Regions from separate parts of the Homo sapiens genome. Here region 1 is linked to region 2. Evidence: chromatin contacts called from ENCODE Hi-C or POLR2A ChIA-PET data. All regions are on one chromosome and are shown on one strand. The core of a region is the stretch at or near the end of the contact, and the rest is flanking DNA. Distances in the headings are between cores, read along the strand shown. Region 1 has its middle 39 kb from the start of SLC3A1. Region 2 has its middle 47 kb from the start of LRPPRC.

Region 1 (7,057 bases), core at 3,014-5,513, 190 kb after region 2:
GCCTTTATAATGTAAATTGTGATTTTTGTTTTACATGTGGGTTTCTATAGTTTTAATTTTTTCAGCTTTTAAGATACGAGTTTTGTGTAATTTGGTATTTTTAATCATTTATGTTATTTTAAAAGCTCAGAATATCACATTGAAATTACTATAAATACATTTAAAATTATCTATTTTAGATCTAAGGAAATACTACAGAGATATTTTCATGGGTTCAGTAACTTTTCATTTTATAACATTGGGCACGGTACAGAGTGATTGTCACATAAGGTACTTGAAGATTTATTAGTTTAATTCTATTTTTACAGTAACCTTGAATTCTTCTGAGTTTTGCATGTATTAAATTCAATTAATGCTGAACATGAAGAGTAAAGTATTTATCTGAAAGAAGTTTCTGGGTTAGGAGAAGTAATGAATGTATCCATTTGTACATGGTTTACATGTTGTGGATGCTTTGTAAACATTTTCCTGTATGTTTAAATTGTGTTTCAGCAGGATGTAATTGCCCTTGTGTGTAGTTAAAATGAGTCATCATCTGGTCCTTTGTGAAATGGAATTCATGGTATTTTCTGTAACGTTTTCCTGAAGCTGTTTCTGGAGAGCCACACATTTAAATACAGACAGCTTTCCTGATCATTTGATTTATTGTGCACCTGATTTTTGGTCTAAAAGGAATTATTGCCACAATATATTTTATTTATTCTTTAGATTTTAGCCTTGTAAGTTAAAGTGCTTTACATGATGATGTGAAAAGCTGTTTGTCCCTTTACTGGGTTTGGGGGGTTGTTAAAAGATAGGGAATGAAGAATGCAAAATGGTTTATCGTTCAAACTGTCCACTCTGATCCAACCCTGTACTGATAGTACTTCCCAGTATGATATTGTGATGTTTCATACAATGCAGTGAACATAACCAACTTGTTACCTAAATAAAGAATTGATAAAAACAGTGTGACATATTACTATTTGGTATGATTCAGTTTTTAATGTTATTTTAAACTTCTTATATGGTTGGCATATTTCTGAAAATTTAATTCCAAAGAGGAATTAACCAAACTGTACAGGACAATATTAACCCCTTCTGTACTCTAGAAATATTTATACTCCTTTTAAAAAAACCTGCCTTTGGCCGGGTGCATTGGCTCACACCTGTAATCCCAGCACTTTGGGAGGCCAAGGCGGGTGGATCACGAGGTCAAGAGATCGTGACCATCCTGGCCAACACGGTGAAACCCTGCCTCTACTAAAAATACAAAGATTAGCTGGGCATGGTGGTGCTTGCCTGTAATCCCAGCTGCTTGGGAGGCTGAGGCAGAAGAATTGCTTGAACCCAGGAGGCGGAGGTTGCAGTGAGCTAAGATCGCGCCACTGCACTCCAGCCTGGCGACAGAGCGAGACTCCGTCTCAAAAAAAAAAAAAAAGAAAAAAAAAAACTTTTCCGGCAGGGGGCAGGGTGGGGGTTACTGGTGCTTGAAACAGAAATAATGTATGAGTTAGTAAAAGAAAAACCCATATTCAGTGTTGACTCATCTGAATTTCCTAGCCTGGCTATTCTCAAGTATTTTGGTCTGAGGACCCACTTATACTCTTACAAATTGTATACTCCAGTGAACTTTTGCTTTTGTGGATACTATCGATATTTACTATATTAGAAATTAAAGCTGAGAAATTATACATACTGTTTTAATTTGTTAACAAAACAATTACATGTTAATATATAAACCATTTTATGAAAAATAATTGTCTTATAAGTTAGGATACAAAAATTCAGTGTAAAAAGGACCATTTTTCATTTTTGTGAGCCCTTTAATGTTGAACTGAATTCTTGTTTGTGCTTTTGCGTTCAGTCTGTTGAAGTGTGGTATGGCCCGATGGTTGAAGTTTATGAAGAAACCTGGCCTCACACAGATAGGTAGTTGGAAAACAGGAATATTTTAGTCACTTCAGATAACTGTGGATATCAAAACTTGACAACTGATAGTTTCTTGAAGATTGGTTGCAATGTGAAATCGGAAAGTTTATTAGAGGACTTTTCTTAGTTTGTTATGTTAAAATCCACTGGGTCTGTCTTGCATTTTGAATGGACCTTCTGGCTATGCATGATTTTGTCACATCATGAATTAGTCATTTGGAAAATACTGGTTCACTGAATTATGCAGTTCTTCTAAATATTGATCCGTTATTCTGCAATGATTAAAGTTTTTTGTTAAGGGTAGGCACAGTGATTCATGCCTGTAATCCCAGCACTTTGGGAGGCCGAGGCAGGCAGATCACCTGAGATCGGGAGTTTGAGACCAGCCTGACCAACATGGAGAAACCCTGTCTTTACTAAAAATACAAAATTAGCCAGGCATGGTGGCGCATGCCCGTAATCCCAGCTACTCGGGAGGCTGAGCCAGGATAATTGCTTGAACCCAGGTGACGGAGGTTGCAGTGAGCTGAGATCGTGCCATTGCACTCCAGCCTGGGCAACAAAAGCAAAATTCCATCTCAAAAAAAAAAAAAAAAAAAAAGACTGCTTAGCTGAATGTGGTAGCTTATGCCTGTAATAAAGCAGGAGGATTGCTTGAGGCCAGGAGTTCAAGACCCGCCTGGACAACATAGCAAGACCTGGTTTCTACACACAAAAAAATTCTAAGTACTCTAGCATGGTGTCACATGCCTATAGTCCCAGCTAGTTGGGAAACTGAGGCAGGAGGATTGCTTGAGTTCAGGAGTTCAAGGCTGCAGTGAGCTATGATCCAGCCACTGCACAGCAGCCTGGGCAACAGCGAGACTCCATCTCAAATTTTAAATATATGTCTCTTTTATATTAAAAAAAACTCAAATTTTAAAATAACATTGTGAAGGAATAAACAATCTAAGCAACAAATGCTTCCAAGCTGCTTCACCGTTAGTTTATTAACCTGAGTAGAATTTACCACCAAGAGTCATAATTTCTTAATGCTAAAAGTAGAAATCCACTGGGAGTTGCATTGTCATTGAAAAAAAATTATAATGAAGGCCAGGCGCAGTGGCTCACGCCTGTAATCCCAGCACTTTGGCAGGCCAAGGCGGGCAGATCACTTGAGGTCAACAGTTTGAGACCAGCCTGGCTAAAATGGTGAAACCTGTCTCTACTTAAAAAATAAAAATAAAAAAATTAACTTGGTGTGGTGCTGCGTGCCTGTAGTCCTAGCTACTCGGGAGTTTGAGGCAGGAGAATCGCTTGAACCTGGGAGGTGGAGATTGCAGTGAGCCGAGATCGCGCCACTGCACTACAGCCTGGGCGACAGAGGGAGACTCCGTCTCAAAAAAAAAAAAAAAAAAAAAAAAAGTTGTAATGAACTGGTCTTCCTATATGAAAATAATGGCGCTGTCTTGCTAGTTGTGATTCTTCTTTCTACCCAGGCTTTAAAATGGTTTTTAATAACAGGAGAAATAATATTAGTCGGGGAAAAATGTTTCTATAATCATATTAGCCGTATATTTGAGCCAGGAATTGACAGCCTCATTAGTTTACTTTTCAAACTGCCTGATATATTTTCTGAAACCTTGGAAAATACGCAAACCAGAGGAATATATGGTGCCCAAGTCTTTATCCAGCTTCAATACTTGAAATTAACTGGAACATGTCCATCAAATATCTTTTGCTGACCAAATATTATTCTTCCTTGTCTTGAATTTAAGGTTATATTTTTTAAATGACATCTCACACTGACATTTCCTCTTCCAAATTGCCTTCATTTGTGTTTTGAAGTTCATCTGGTTTAAGTATTAAGGGAAAACGTGATAAGATTTCTTGTGGAACACATTTTGTTTTGAGAAGCTAAATAGTATTTAGTGAAAAATAGCAAAGTGTGATGTTTTTCACATATTAGACAATTCCTAGTTGTGCAAAAAATCCATTATATATGTAAAATAGTCAAATGTTAACATAATTGTTAAGATGAATTCAAGCAATGATTTAATTTCAAAGCAATTCTGAAGTTACTTTTTAAATTCTGTACTAGAAAATGCACTGAAATGAAGTTACTTGCTTTTAGTTCATAATGGGCATTATAACAATTTGCACTGTCGTTTTTATGCTAAATTGCTTTTAAGTTTTTTTCTGTTCAACTTTGGGAGTTATTTTGTAAACCCTAAAGAAAATGCTAAACAAGTGTTTGTTTTTGCCTGTTGTTTTGATGATTCGTGTATGTTACATTATGGTCTAGAAGTAAATAGGTGTAGCTACTAATAGAGAATACATTGCTTTTCAGGCAGCATCACCGCCATTTCTCACTTCCTGCTGGCTTTTCTGGCTGTGGTATTTTCTCCCCCTTATTTCCTGTTTCAGTTTTATTTTACCTGCAAACACCACTTACTAGTACACTGTTTTGTGCTCAGATGTAACTGGCAGATATGCTCTTCTAATTCAGAGGTGAGGGGCACTTAGGAAGTCAGTATTTCTGCTATCTTGTAAGTATCCACAACTCCAGTGGGACACAAAAGAGCCATACCTTTTATGGAAAGGTAGAATGAAAGACTGGGCTTTACTTCTTTTAACTAGTAGACCTAGTCTATAATATTGGCAACAGTGATTTTTTTTAATGATTAAATCTGTGCAACAAATGTATTCTTTCCATATAACATTCACCTATAATGCATTTAAGATGAAGAGGACCAGTACCACCCAGGAGTTACCCTAATGGTGGGTCTGATACCTTCTTTCCCTCTCCTGAGTCGTTTACACTTACTTTTTTGGGCACTGATTATGAAGAGGTGGTTTTGCTTCATTCCTAAGTCTTGAAGTTATGAAATGCAATTTATTATTTATTATTATTTGAGATGGAGTTTCATGTTTGTTGCCCAGGCTGGAGTGCAATGGCACGATCTCGGCTCACTGCAACCTCCACCTCCCGGGTTCAAGCGATTCTTCTGCCTCAGCCTCATGAGTAGCTGGGATTACAGGTGTCCACCACCATGCCCAGCTAATTTTTTTGTATTTTTAGTAGAGATGGAGTTTCACCATGTTGGCCAGGCTAGTCTTGAACTCCTGACCTTGGGTGATCCGCCCGCCTTGGCCTCCTGAAGTGCTGGGATTCCAGGCGTGACCCACCGCACCCAGCCTGAAATGCAATTTATCTTAACAATTAATTCCACAGTGACATGATATAGAGTACCATGGGGTTTATTTTCATGAGATTTTGCCTATGAATAATAATTATATAGTATAAAGCTTATTTTAAATATTTAATATTTGCTATTAAAATTGTAATTAAGACTGCTTATAATTGGTATAGCACTTTGGTTCTACTGAAGTATACTCTTGAAAGTTACTGGGTTCTGCTGGGCACAGTGCCTCACGCCTGTAATCCCAGCAGTTTGGGAGGCCGAGGTGGGTGGATCACCTGAGGTCAGGAGTTAGAGACCGGCCTGGCCAACCTGGTGAAACCCCGTCTCTACTAAAAATAGAAAAATTAGCTGAGCCTGGTGGCGGGTGCCTATAGGCCTAGCTACTCAGGAGGCTGAGACAGGAAAATCTCTTGAACCTGGGAGGCGGAGGTTGCAGTGAGCCAAAATCGTGCCACTGCACTCCAGCCTGGGCGACAGAGCGAGAATCTGTCTCAAAAAAAGGAAAAAAAAAAACATTTTAGGGGGAGCTTGAGCTACATAAACATTCTTAAGTCTAGTTTACTTCGGACTGTAACTAATTTTAAAATGCGAAGTCTTCATGAAAGTTCTGTAGGCTCCTAAAGATCCTATACTCCAAGAGTTAATTAAATCCAATAACTTTAAAATGTATTTTAAATGGTTGTAATAATATATTTTACATGTACAATCAAAAGCCTTAATGTAAACTGAAATTATTTCACTAAAAATCCTAACTGAAAAAAGGAGGGGAGAGGAGGGAGAGGGAGAGAGAGAGGAGGAAAACAAACAAAACAGAAAATTGGCTGGACGTGGTGGCGTGTACCTGTAGTCCTAGCTACTTGGAGGCTGAAGCAGGAGGATCCCTTAAGCCCAGGAGTTCAAGTCTGCAGTGAGCTACAAATGGATCACTGCATGCCAGCCTGGGTAACAGAATGAGACCCTGTCTCTAATACAAAAAAAAAAAAAAAAAAAAAAATCCGGTTGGATAAGCATGAAATAGTATATAATTTGCATTTCTGATTACATGTGAGAAAAACATCTTTCCTATATATATTGGCCATTTGAGTTTCCTCTTTTCTGAATTGAATGCTCACACCACTTGTCCATTTTTCCATTGGGTTTGTCTTTTTCTAATTGATTTGTCTTTTTCTATATAGTCTAGATACCAATCCTTTGTTATGCGAGCTGCAAAACCTCTCAGACTGTTTTTCTTTTTTTCTTTGTTTATGCAGTCTTGCTATTTGTCATTTTTTTGCTGTATGTTTTTCTTGTTTAGGAAATCATCCTCATCCCAAGTTCATATAGTCTCTAATTTTTTTAATTTATATATTTTCATTTTCATATCAGGTGGATAATGTAGTAACAAGGCTGAGGGGAGGCACATCTCATGTAAGTGTGAAAACCCAATCATCATGCTTGTGAACTACAGAAGGATCTCTAATGTTACCTTCCAGCCATTTTAGAAGTCTACCTCCCAAGCACATATATTTAGGTTTTTAATCATTCTTGAATTTCTTGTTACATAGTATGTGAACTAAGGAATCTTTATTTTCCATCCAGCTAGCTAATTGTGCCAACACCATGCCACCCCTGTCAGATTCCCATTCCCCAAATATGTGTGGTCCATTTCTAGTTTCTTCTGCTCTATTGTTTTTTTGTTTTTGTTTTTGTTTTTTTTTTTTGTCTAACCCTGTGGAAATATCACATCATTTAGATTACTATAGCCTCTTAAGTGCTGACATCTAGCAGGTATACATTGTCTTCACCATATTTAAATTTAGTTCCTTTTATTTTTCATTTTCAAGACAAGGTCTCACTCTGTTGCCCAGGCTGGAGTGTAGTGGCACCATAGCGCACTGCAGCATCGAACTCCTGTCCTCAAGCAATCCTCCTGCCTCGGCCTCCCAAAGTACTGGGAGTACAGACATGAGCCACCGCACATG
Region 2 (7,052 bases), core at 3,833-6,332:
CCCAGCTAATTTTCGTATTTTTAGTAGAGACGGGGTTTCACCATGTAGGCCAGACTGGTCTCGAACTCCTGACCTCAAGTGATCCGCCTTCCTTAGCCTCCCAAAGTGCTGGGATTACAGGCATGAGCCACCTGAGGAGGTGACATCTAAGCTGGGTTTTTCAGAATGGGTAGGATTTTGCCGAGCAAAGGAGAAGGGTAGGGTGGGTGTGGGGATGGCGATAGGAATGAGAAGCCCTTACTGTATAGAAAAGACATAATATCAAAAGGGATAGAAGCCAGGTGTGATGGCTTACGGCTATAATCCCAGCTACTCAGGAGGCTGAGGCAGGAGGATCATTTGAGCCCAGGAGTTCAAGGCCAGCCTGGGGAACATAGTGAGACCCTGTTTCTAAAAATAAAAAAAAAAAAATAAAAAAGATAGAATATGGTGCCCTCACAGGACTCTCAGAGGCTTGACATGGCAGGGGCATAGGTGATGGGAATGGAATACAGCTTCAGGGAGATGGGGCTAGAATGGGAGACAGAGAGACGTCAAATGATCAAAGGTTTTAGCAACCTGGCTAATACATTTGAGGTTTATTCTGAAAGCCATGCGGAGCAATGGAAGGAGGTAAAGCAGGGGAGTGACATGGTCAGATTTGCCTGTTAGGAAGGCCCATTTACCTGCTTTGTGAAGCATTTTGTTAAAGAGGCAAGGCTGGAAACGGGAAGGCCAGGCAGGAGGCAGCTCCAGGAGTCTGAGAGAAAGGATGATGGCCTGAACCAGTGATGGAGGGGAGGGGACAAATTGAGAAATATTACAGAAAAGAGTCAGTAGAACTTGGAAGGCAATTGAAAAGGGGACAAGAAGGAGGAATCCAGATGGCTCCAAGGTCCCTGGCTTGCCTCTAGGATTGCTAGATTTAGCACATGAAAATACATGCAATATTTGGGACGTAACGATACTATGACATTATTCCTTGTTTATCTGAAATTTGAATTTAACTAGGAATCCTGTATTTACTCTGGCAACCCTACTTTGGTGACTGGTAAATGGTGGGTCATTTTTCAATCTGGGGATGGCAAAAGGCACAGTTGTGGGAGAGGGGGCCAAAAAGATCATTTTACTTTTATTTATATTCAGTTTGTGATATCTGAGGGATATAGTAGACATCCCATTATCCCTCAATACCTTCCTGCCCTTTTTCTATAACAATGGTTTTAACTGCACATGGCCAGTCAGCTAAAGACTTTACTTCCCAGCGTCCCTTACAGTAAGTGTGGCCATGTGACCAAACTCTGGCCAATGGGATGTAAGAAAAAGCAATGTATGCTTTGCCCTTAGAAGAAGTAGGCACAAGCTCCCTTGACCCTTTTTTCCTTTCCACTGGTTGAAAGATAAATCAGAACTAACGCAGCCACCTTGGGCCTAGAGAGGAGAAGCACAAGTTGAGGACAGCAGTGTCATCTAACTTGCCCTGGGCCGCCTATCTCTGAATTTTAGAAATAAGCTTAGCCTGTACCCTAACTACGATAAAACATCCAAGAAGAAATGTCCAGTAGGCAGTTGGATACACCAGTCTACAGCTTAGGAGAGGGCGTGAGCTAGAGAGAAAGAATTGGGGGTGATTTAGTATGTAGGCACTGAGTGAGGCTTAGTTTAGATGAGCACTCCTAGGAGAAATGTGAGGTGTGAGATGAATGAAGGACAAGAAAGCCAAATACTATCATCTTTTTTTCTTTTGATGCTTTTTTTTGAGATAACCTTAAACTTTATCCTCAAGTAAATACAGATGTTCCAGGAATCCTAGGATGATTTTTGAGCGTTTTGTTTTCATTTCATTTCCTCTATATAGCCATGCGTTAATATTCAGTGCTACTGAATTCATTTGTTTATTTATTTGTTTGTTTGTTTTTGAGACAGAGTCTCCCTCTGTCACCCAGGCTGGAGTGCAGTGGTGCGATCTCAGCTCACTGCAACCTCTGCCTCCCAGGTTCAAGTGATTCTCCTGCCTCAGCCTCCCAAGTAGTGGGGATTACAGGCACCTACCACCATGCCCGGCTAACTTTTGTATATCTAGTAGAGACAGGGTTGCCCAGGCTGGTCTCGAACTCCTGACCTCAAGTGGTCCGCCCACCTCAGCCTCCCAAAGTGGAGTGGCATTCCTGCCAAAGTGGAATTACAGGTGTGAGCCATCACGCCAGGCCCTCATTTGATTTTATTTGGATTTATATTTCAGCACCGGCTGGGAAGAGAATGTGTTCTCATGCCCTGTGGGCATTTGGACACTCTCACAGGTCCTGGTGGGTGTGCTAGGGTCTGTGTGAGGGTCAGGTTATGTGTGTGTGATTTTGCATGTGCCTCTGTGGGTGTGTCAGTGCGACACGTGCCTTCGTTTCTCTGTTCTCGCAGTTGTCTTTTCAAATCTAAAGTGTTTGAAGGAAGGAATCTCCCAAACTTCCCCAAAGATATTTCTTGCCTCTTCTCTATAAGTCTTCCTATTCTCAGACACCAGACTGAGGCTGAATTTTACATAATATGAAATAACCATGATCTGCATGAGGGTCAAGGGCACCATGAAGAGTGTGTGTGTGTGTGTGTGTGTGTGTGTGTGTGTGTGTGTGTGTTATGGAAATTTCTAAATATACTCAAAAAATCAGAATAAAAAGAATCTCCATGTATCCATCACCCAGCCTCAATCATTATCAACATTTGGCCAATCTTGCTTCCTCTCCCCCAACTCTTTTTTCCTTCTAGTGTATATTAAAGCAAATATTAGGTAGTTTGACATTTCGTTTGGAACACTTAAGTTTTAATCTGTAATTGATAAGACTTTTTAATACATTTCACAATGTCATTGTTTACTTAAAAAAAAGAACAATTCCTCAATATCATCTAAACTCAATCCATATTCAAATTACCTGATTATCTCAAAGACATCTTTTTTCAGTTGTTTTTTAAAACTCCACATATTGCATATGGTTGTGTCTTTTTCGTTTCTTTTATTCTGAAGCAGTTCACCCTTGTCACTGATTTGACAGGGAATCAGGTAATTTGTTCTGTATAATGTCTTAAGTTCCGTATCTGTCTGCTTCACTGTGGAGTGGTTAACATATTCTTCCATCCTCCATATTTTCTGTAAACTGATAGTTATATCTGGGCCTTGATTAGATTCAAGGTCAATGTTTTTAGGCACCTATACTTTCTAGGGTGGCATTACTGTGAGACATATAATATTAATATCTTTTTTTTCACTTTTAATACTAATAGGATTGATCAATGGGTTTAGGTAGCATCATCCCATAAAGTTCTCCATTAACCTTTCACCTGATGATTTTAGCATTTGTTGATTGTGACCTAAGTCCATTATGTCATTTCAAGTCTTAGTGATTTAAAAAAATTTTTTTCAGGCCAGGCACGGTGGCTCATGCCTGTAAATCCAGCACTTTGGGAGGCTGAGGCAGGCGGATCACGAGGTCAAGAGATCGAGACCATCCTGGCCAACATGGTGAAATCCCATCTCTACTAAAAATACAAAAATTAGCTGGGTGTGTTGGCACGCGCCTATAGTCCCAGCTACTCGGGAGGCTGAGGCAGGAGAATCACTTGAACTCAGGAGGCAGAGGTTGCAGTGAGCCAAGATCGTGCCACTGCACTCCAGCCTGGCGACAGAGTGAGACTCTGCCTCAAAAAAAAAAAATTTTTTTTCTTCCTTCTGCATATATTATCTGGTATTCTTCGAGCTCTAGAATTTTGCTAATCAAAGGGAATAGTGGAGTTGCCAGGCTCTCAAGGCCAAATGAGGGCCCTGTTTTCTTGGCCTCTTTCCATGTTAAAAAGATTAATCCACCCTCCCCAAAGTGGCCACACCTAAATCCTAGTCTCTAACCGAAGGCAACTCTTTGTGCTCAGATAAGGTGGAAGTCAGCAAGGATCCTAGTAGAGGGGTCTACCCTTTGCTCCAGGAAAAAAGGGGCTCTAGGAGTAGCAGCAAGGCCTTCCCAGGACACAGGGAACTCAAGGCTGCTCAGGAACTGAGGCCTGATCTCCAGAGATCATCATTAGTTTGGGGAGGGCTCCCTTTGTCCACCCCCTTACCCTACCCCGGTCAGGCTCATTCTGGGGCCCTGGATTTCTGCTCTTCTCCAGGGAAGCAGCAGCATTCAGCCACTCACACCAGAAACAAATATCTGGGACTGTGGCTTTGACTTTCTGGTGCTTTTCCCTGTATCCTCAGATGAGCTCCACGTCCTTTGCCACCCTTGGCTTGGGCACTGGGCTGCATACCTCCTGCAGTTGCCCTTCTTTGAGGAGCAGGGACAGAGCTGATCTCCTGTTCCATGTCCCTCCATTAGCCCTTTCCTAGATCTAAGTCTTCCCCAAAAAGCCCTGGGACAAACAGTCCCAAAGGCAGGGCCCAATTGCTGGATTAAATGCTTAACTCCGAAGGTCCAGGATATATTTTATTTATATATATCTCGATTATTAACTCTATCCCAGGCTCCATCCCCGGCTCAGTGTGGATAACTCTCCCCTCAGCAGCCGAATAAATCAGACCATTCTTCCTCTCCTGTAGAAGTTAGGTCTGCATGGAAAAGATAGCACTTACACTCATTTCTAAGAGGAAGATGTACTTTAAGTTCTGTATGAAAACATTGAGTTCCATGGTATACACTGTTGGCATGAAAACAATGAGACTTTTAATTGCTCCCGAAACTCTAATATATATATTAGAGTTAATAATTAATATATAATATAATAGATATTATTATATGTAATATATATATATATATATATATATATATATATATATATATATAAATACTTGAAAATAGTCACCTGCCTTTAGACAGTTGTAAGCCACAGGGGAAACTCTTTGAATTCCCACCAATAACCATTTGGCTTAGAACGACTTTCAGCTGTTTCTAAAAATCAAATTCACCCTGAAACGAGGGTGGTTTGCTCTCACCTCACGATGGTGGGGAGAAGGTGGGCAGCAGTTAAATATGCCGTGGGGCTGAATGTGACCAACACGACAGTGCAGGGAAAGCTCCTTTGTCCCTGCGCGGCCCAGACTGGGACGCTAGATGGCAGGCTCACCTTCTAGATGGAAGCTTCCGGCTCCTTCTAGAGGGAAGCAGCCAGCCCTGGCAGCCCGGCCTCTGCTGGCAGTAGCCACACACTCCTGAGCAGTTCCCAGGGGCCTCCAGTGGGCTCCCCAGGGAGGGTGTGACCGATCCTCAGTGGAAGGCCCCAGAAGTGTCTGATGTGAGAACAGGGAACGCCTGCCTGTCTCCTGCAGCTGCAGTGGGATCAGGGTTAGGGCCCACTTGATCCCAAACCTCATGGTTTGTGGCTATGGTGACTCCACTGGGCTGCCAGCCACACCCTCCTCCCACCTGCCTGTCCCCGTATGGGGGTGAGAAATGTCTCCAGCTTTCTTGGGCTGGCCCAAGGTTCGAGGTCTTTCAGGATGTCTGAAACTTGAGGTTACGCTTTATGCAACCTATTATCAAATAGAGGGTCTGGTGGGGTGTGGTGGCTCATGCCTGTAATCCCAGCACTCTGGGAGGCCGAGGCGGGCAGATCACCTGAGGTCAGGAGTTCTAGACCAGCCTGGCCAACATGGCGTAACCCTGTCTCTAGTAAAAATACCAAAAAAAAAAAATAGAAAAAAAAATAGCGGGGTGTAGTGGTGCGCACCTGTAGTCCCAGCTACTCGGGAGGCTGAGGCAGGAGAATCACTTGAACCTGGGAGGCGGAGGTTGCAGTGAGCCAAGATCATGCCACTGCACTCCAGCCTGGATGACAGAGCGAGACTGTCTCAAAAAAAAAAAACAAAAAAAACAAAAAAAAAAAAAACAGAGGGTTCTACTCTGGGTGTGGGCACTGCTGAGTGCCAGGAAACACTGCTAAGTGCCAGGAAAGAAATGTACAAGCCTGGGCTGACCACTGGGCTTGGGGTCTGTGTTTTCATTAATGTTCACGCCTCAGAGCATTCTTCACCCTTCTTCTTTTGGCTGCCCCTGCCCTCCTCCCATCCTACCCAGGGTTTACCAATAAGTACAAGTTCTCTAAAGGGCAAGAACCTTCAAGGACTTGCTTCTGGATTCCTGTGCCTGCTGCGTGGTGAGGCTCAGTGAATGTCTGCTAAATGAGTGATTGATTGAATAAATTAATGTTGGGATCCAGAAATCATCTGGCTTAGCCTCCTCCTTTTAGAAAGGGTATCAACTAATTGGAAATGTATTATGTTTTCTAGGATGCCTGCTTTCATCTTTACCCTCCTTCCCCTCTCCCATTTGAGATCCCACTCCCAGGGTCTCCATTTGGGAGTGCCTGAACCTTTCTTACATCTAGCTGAAATCCCACACACTGCAATTTGAGACTGATCTTTTTTGCTCTGACTTCAGTGTAAGTCGATGATGGAATTGGGGAATAATATTGTTATGGGCTGAACTCTGTCCCCTATAAATTTTCTACTGGGAAATTTGAGGTACTCCCAGTATCTCAGAATGTGATGGTATTTGGAGACAGGGCCTTTAGTTAAAGTGGGGCCATTAGAAGGTGGCCTAATCCAGTCTGACTGATGTCCTTGTAAGAGGAAATTTGGACTAAAAGATACCACAGAATCACACACAGAGGAAAGACCAAGTGAGGAGACAGCAATCGGGTCAACATTTGCAAGCCACGAGTGGAGGTCTCGGAAGAAACCAAACCTGCTGACACCTCAACGTTGGACTTCCAGCCTCCAGAACTGTGAGCAAATAAGTATCTGTTGCTTAAGCATTCCCCCTCCCCCAAGACTGTAGTATGTTGTTAGGGCAGTCCTAGCAAACTAAGACAAATATGACAGCTACATGATTATGCATGATACCTGATTATGATAGAAAGATACATGATTATAATAGAATATAATAAAAATGCTATGATACAGAATACTTTGCCCCTTTGTCGGCATGTCCAGCATCTATAGAACTATTATCCAGCTGATGTGATGGTAACTGAGGTTTCCACCCCCACCTCTGGCTGCTGGCTCTTGCCAGACAGGCAGAGAGGAGGGAGAAAGA

Evidence for each region. A loop is a pair of places that touch in the nucleus more often than their neighbours do. ChIA-PET counts read pairs that join two places held with the same protein, here RNA polymerase II (POLR2A). Pooled maps may share reads with other maps.
Region 1: a map of chondrocyte shows a loop between it and region 2 (2.6-fold over the local background). The contact joins two enhancer-like sites. A Hi-C loop is called at or near these places in 16 of 168 maps with a recorded cell type or tissue (Caco-2, Calu3, GM12878 and 12 more), 20 of 37 single-sample maps with no recorded cell type and 27 of 50 pooled maps. POLR2A ChIA-PET finds 5 or more read pairs at or near these places in 3 of 52 experiments (H1, WTC11 and activated CD4-positive, alpha-beta T cell).

Annotation. Positions count from the first base shown.
Region 1 is chr2:44,233,113-44,240,169 of GRCh38, forward strand. It overlaps a transcript of PPM1B not described here and the pseudogene LOC124906174. Among named protein-coding and RNA genes, the nearest start is that of SLC3A1, 39 kb to the right of the region's middle. RefSeq lists enhancers at 802-1,303, 1,304-1,803. Within about 2 kb of position 4,264, at least 4 of the 41 ENCODE cell types and tissues checked have a DNase peak (open chromatin) inside an H3K27ac peak, as active enhancers do.
Region 2 is chr2:44,039,294-44,046,345 of GRCh38, forward strand. No RefSeq gene overlaps it. Among named protein-coding and RNA genes, the nearest start is that of LRPPRC, 47 kb to the left of the region's middle. RefSeq lists an enhancer at 4,961-5,010. Within about 2 kb of position 5,083, at least 4 of the 41 ENCODE cell types and tissues checked have a DNase peak (open chromatin) inside an H3K27ac peak, as active enhancers do.